2 separate regions of the Homo sapiens genome follow, and region 1 is linked to region 2. The links are chromatin contacts, found by Hi-C or POLR2A ChIA-PET in ENCODE. All regions are on one chromosome and are shown on one strand. The core of a region is the stretch at or near the end of the contact, and the rest is flanking DNA. Distances in the headings are between cores, read along the strand shown.

The links. Hi-C counts contacts between places; a loop is a spot of excess contacts on that map. ChIA-PET counts read pairs that join two places held with the same protein, here RNA polymerase II (POLR2A). Pooled maps may share reads with other maps.
Region 1: a loop to region 2 is called in a pooled map, with 2.4 times the contacts of the local background. The contact joins the promoter of DEPDC1B here to the enhancer-like site in region 2. A Hi-C loop is called at or near these places in 4 of 50 pooled maps. POLR2A ChIA-PET finds 5 or more read pairs at or near these places in 8 of 52 experiments (A673, Caco-2, OCI-LY7 and 4 more).

The regions. Positions count from the first base shown.
Region 1 is chr5:60,698,514-60,701,466 of GRCh38, reverse strand. DEPDC1B (DEP domain containing 1B) reads left to right here and starts at 1,301. Exons shown (of 11, transcript NM_018369.3): 1 at 1,301-1,421. The coding sequence starts at 1,374. LOC124900982 (a long non-coding RNA gene) reads right to left here and starts at 1,227. Exons shown (of 2, transcript XR_007058779.1): 1 at 1,126-1,227.
Region 2 is chr5:60,650,920-60,653,619 of GRCh38, reverse strand. All of the region lies in intron 2 of DEPDC1B (DEP domain containing 1B), which reads left to right. Among named protein-coding and RNA genes, the nearest start is that of DEPDC1B, 48 kb to the left of the region's middle. RefSeq lists a silencer at 1,224-1,518. Within about 2 kb of position 1,264, at least 2 of the 41 ENCODE cell types and tissues checked have a DNase peak (open chromatin) inside an H3K27ac peak, as active enhancers do; they include PC-3, where a contact is called at or near this core.

The DNA.
Region 1 (2,953 bases), core at 52-2,551, 48 kb before region 2:
AATACTTGCCTTGGTCTCTCCTTTTGCCTTATGCCCCTCAGTCGAACTCTTTCTTCTGAGGAGTCAAGAATTGAGGTTGCTGCAGATCTGTAGGAATTCACTGCCTGTAACATACTTTGGGGCCGTGTCTCGGATATGGGCAGCTGCTAACATATTTTGGTGCCCTGTGACTCGAGTTAACTTCCACAGCTCACAAAGGCAGTAACATTTTCTAGGGAGTCACTAGAAGATATATGTAAAAAATCTCCTATATCTCCTAGTGGAAGATAGGGTTACTTCGTTAAGAATGTTTATTCAGGTCCACTGCAGCCTTCAATTCCAAGCCTTTGGTGATAAAGGCTATTTTCTCACCGTGGTAGGGAGAGGATGCCCATCCCAGAGAAATCTTTGTGGCCTGCTGCATCGAAGAGGCAGGTCAGCTTGCCCTTTCTGAAACTACCATTTCTCCAATGTTTTCCGCTCGAAATAATCAATATACCAATTAGGCATATTTTGGAATGGCACACCTTCACTCCTTCAACGTCTTGTCCTGGGTACTTACCGAGATGACCAAATTTGAGTAGGTGTACAGAGTCCTAAGTATATGGAGTTACTTCATTTGTCCCTCTGAAAGATTGCAAATCGGACTAGCAATTCCCAGGGGGAAAATTCTAAGCAGTCAAAAAAGGACTCACAACCCTATTGCCGAGGACTAAAAGTATCAGCCCAATACAAAACATAGAACTCAAATTAAAGGGGAAAAGACTATCATGAGAACAAACAGAAGAGGAATCGGGGCTCCCTTCCCGCTCTTTATTGCCCTTAACACACTGTCTACGCTCCTTGTGCTCTCTATCCCGTTTTTAAATGTCCCTACACTGGTAAAAGCTGTCGCCTCGCTTCATTTCACTACCGCTTCTCCCAGCGTTAGCAGCACCTCCAGGCTCACAGTGCACTTGGTAGGGAGGACAGGTATTTATCCACGCGGCCCAAAGCTGGGTTTCGGTCGCTGGATAACACCTATTATTGACCCTTTTGTAGAGATAGCGTTGCGTGTGTTTGTGTTGCGCGGACGCAGAAATCTGGGAAGGGCGCTGCACAGCGTTTTCCAGCGCTGGGGAGACGCCCCCGGCCCCTTAGTCGCACCTGCCTAGGTGTGCTCGCACGGTGGGACCAGGGTGGGCAACAGATTTCGCCCCGGGCAAGTTCGCACGCGGAGCTCCCAGCGCCGCGGGTCTCGGAGAAGACGCCTGCCTCCCCGCGCATTTCCGGTGACGTGCTGCCGCGCCGCCCAATCAGCGCCCGCAGCCCGCGGGCTTGGGATTCAAACTGCTGCTCCTCCGGCTGGCGGGGATCAGCGCTGGCGCGGCTGCGGCCGCTGCTGCCTACGCGCCATGGAGCATCGCATCGTGGGGCCCGGGCCGTACCGAGCTACCAGGCTGGTGAGTGAGTGTGCTGGGGCCTGGGCGGAGCACCCGGTGCCGCGAGCCCCCACTCAGCGCGCGGACAGAGTGCTTGTCAGTCTTCGCTTCCGCAGGCCAGCGGGGCTCGGGTGTGGAGCATTTCAGCTGGGACTACTGGGGCTGCCTTTTAGTGGACGAGCCTCAAAGAAAGGCTAACGGGGCCCAGAGCTCAGCCGGCCGGGGGTTAGTGCAGCTTTGTCCATGAGATGTTGACTGGGTTCTCGGCAGTAGATGGCGCCTCTCTGTTTAAAGACCCCAAGACCAGGCTGTTCCCTGCCTTTTGTCCTCTGGAATCTAACCGACCCGGTCGGTAACCTGAGGGGCCACCACGTACCCCGTAACGCTCAGCGTTCGCGGCAGTCCAGGCAGGGCGTGTCTCCTTCCTGAGTGACACCTGATGATACCTGACGGGGTATTCGAATAAACGGTGCCCAGAACAGAGGGGCATCGCGCTGGCCGCATTTCCGGCCCCTGGCGTTTCTGTTTCTGTCAGCACCGATCCAGATGAAGAGCTGGCCAGGACAGATGTTTTAGGAGAGTCTTTGCCGACTCTGAGTTCCTGTTTTTTTTTTTTTTTTTTTCTGGGAGAAAAGCTTTGGTATTGAGGTGTACTTGGTCTGCTTTGACTTGGAACAATAAAGGGTGACAGTTTGGTAATGTCTGTGGCAAGTTTTTAGAGGACTTTCTGTGGAAGTGTAATGGTAATTTGGGAGGACAGTAACTTGCTCCTTGGTCTGCCGACCTCTCTGGCCACATTTAACATGGGAATTACTCTCATAGTTCCATGCATTATAATGAATACACAGGAAAAGATGGGAACTAACATCCAAACTCTTACTCAGCTAGACTCATGGAAGAGGTGAGGATGCTGGGATACAGATAATGTAAATAGAGTTTCCTTTTCTTTCCAAAGCCAGCCACACACTATACCAGTAAGTCAAGCCAGAGCTGAGAAGGCCAGCTTCTGGAAGAGAAATCATAGTTGGGGCTGATGGGTCTTTACTTTTTAAATTTGGCTCATAGATCGCTTTGAGAATCTGATGAAGATTAAGGATCTTCTTCACAGAAAACTGCACATGGCACATACTCATGAAATTTTACATGATTTAAGGGGATGGATCGCTTGAGGTCAGGAGTTCGAGACCAGCCTGGCCAACACAGCAAAACCCCGTCTGTACTAAAAATACAAAAATTAGCTGGGCATGGTGGCATGCGCCTATAGTCTCAGCTACTCAGGAGGCTGAGGCAGGAGAATCTCTTGAACCTGGGAGGCAGAGGTTGCAGTGAGCTGAGATCGCGCCATTGCACTCCAGCCTGGGCAACGAGCGAAACTCCATCTCAAAAAAAAAAAAAAATAATAAGGAGATTGGGAGAGTCTGTGACATTGTTTTATTTGGCATAAAGACAAGCATTTTATTTGCTCATCCTTTGGATCAGTAATCTGGGCTAGACTCATGTCAATGGTTCTTTTGTGGAGGTCACTCATGTGCCACAAATAATGTGACTTGGCT
Region 2 (2,700 bases), core at 15-2,514:
AGATGGGACTTAATTAAACTAAAAAGCTTCTGCATAGCAAAAGAAATAATCAGCAGAGTAAACAAATAACCCACAGAGTAGGAGAAAAATGTTCACAAAGTACGCACCTGACAAAGGACTAATATCCACAATGTACGAGGAACTCAATCAAACCAGCAAGATAACAACAAACAATCCTTTCAAAAAGTGGGCTAAGGACATGAGTAGACAATTCTCAAAAAAAGATATGCGAATGGCCCACAAACACATGAAAAAATGGTCAACATTACTAACGATGAGGGAAATGCAAATCAAAACCGCAATGTGATACCACTGTACTCCTGCAAGAATGACCATTAAAAATAAAAAGATGTTGAAATGGATGTGGCAAAAAAGGAACACGTTTAGACTGCTGGTGGGAATGTAAACTAGTACAACTATGGAAAACAGTGTGGATGGAGATTCCTTAAAGAACTTAAAGTAAATCTGCCATTTGATCCAGCAATCCCACAACTGGGTATCGACCCAGAGGAAAGGAAGTCATTATACGAAAAAGACACTTGCACACACATGTTTATAGCAGCACAATTTGCAGTTGCAAAAATATGGAACCAGCCCAAATGCCCATTAATCAATGAGTGGATAAAGAAAATATGGTGTGTATAAATATACACCATAGAATACTACTCCACCATAAAAAGGAACAAAATAATGACATTTGCAGCAATCTGGATGAAATTGGAGACCATTATTCTAAGTGAAGTAACTCAGGAATAAAAAACCAAACATTGCGTGTCCTCACTTATAAGTGGGAGCTAAGCTATGAGGATGCAAAGGCATAAGAATGATATGATAGACTTTAGGGACTTGGGGAATGGGTGGGAGGGTGATGAGGGATAAAAGACTATACATTGGTTACAGTATACACTGCTCGGGTGATGGGTGCACCAAAATCTCAGAAATCATCACTGAAGAACTTATTCATGTAACCAAACACCACCTGTCCCTCAAGACTTATTGAAATAATAAATAAATAAAAAGGATTCTACAAAAAAGAAACCTTATAAACTGAGTTCCTAGCCATGATGGGATAGGGGGTTGGACAAGCCTCAGTATGTCCCTTCCTTAGTAACCTTTAACCAGATTTCTTTCCTAAGAAATAAACAGAAACCAGCTCTGGAGAACAAGAAACAGATGACTCATTGCTTTATCATCTTAAGCCAATCATCTGAGGCTGTGACTGGACTCTTCCTACTTTTTTTGCAATTTCACAATACATCCCTTGCTAAAAACTGACCACCATCTCCAGACCGGTTTTGGCTGACTGGTGGAGGATACACGGTGATGGTTTTGTGTCCTCTGCTTCATCTTTTGACATCAGTGGGCTGAAAACTCCATTTTCAGATCATGCTAATGCCACCATTTTTTGAACATGCAACCCATGAAAGGTGCATGAAGCGCAATTGCACATGTGCATATTTCTTCTTTCATAAATATTCATGACTCTTCCTTTAGCTTATTAAATATGCATATTTGGCTACCTCACTCAGCATAAATTCCTGTTCCCTTTACCCCTCCCTCAAAGTGCTTGCTCTCAGCTGCTGTTGGAGGCTTTGTTTCCCATCCTGTGGGATGGCCAGCATACAGGCTGAAACCCTTTATGAGAAATAAAGCTCTTCTTTTCAAATTTATCCACCTCATCATTCTTAAATTGGCACAATCCACACCTGGTTATTGCAGCTGTTATAAAAGAAACCAGTTGTCATTTTCATCATTCATCCTGGGAAATTTGTTCACCAGATCCACCTTTTCTAGTTTCCCTATTACCACAGGTGACAGTTGTACTGAAATTTATGCCACTGTGCAACACAGATTTTTTTCTCCACCTTCCATACTGTTTCACAACAACTTCCTTACTGTTCTTTCAACCTCTATTAAGAAGTCCATCTGAGGCCCTTCATGCATCCATTTCACTGCCCGATCCTGTTGCAGATACCACACATTTCTTTTCTAGTTATCTGTTGTGTAATAAAACTATGTCAAACTTACTGGATTAAAATAACCATTGTAGTTTTTTTTAGTTTTTTTTTTGTTTTTTTTGTTTTTTTTTTAGGTGGAGTCTCTCTCTGTTGCCCAGTCTGAAGTGGTGCAGTGGTGCAATTTCAGCTCACTGCAACCTCCGCCTCCTGGGTTCAGGCAATTCTCCTGTCTTTGCCTTCCGAGTAGCTGGAATTACAGGCACACGCCACCATGCACGGCTAATTTTTGTATTTTTAGTAGAGACGAGATTTCACGATGTTGGCCAGGCTGGTCTCGAATTCCTGACCTCAGACAATCCACCCACCCTGGTCTCCCAAAGTGCTGGGATTACAGGTGTGAGCCACTGTGCCGGCCCATTGTAGTTTTTACATAATTGTGTGGATCAGGAATTTTGGAAGGTTGCTTAGGTGGGCATCAGCTGCGGCTGCTGAGGCTAGAGAATCCACCTCCAGGAATATTTGTTTATTTGCAGATCTGGAATTTTGGTGCTCCTTTACCTCAGTTTATTTCCTTGCAGTATCTCATCTTCTAGGGCCTCTTCCTGTTGCTTAGGTATTTGACAACATGGTGGGCTCACGGTAGTCATACTTCTTATAAGATGGCTGGTTTCCAAGAGGGAGCTTCATAATAATGAGTTATACAAGAGTGAGAGTTTCAAGAGGCAGGAAGAGAGTTCTAGCC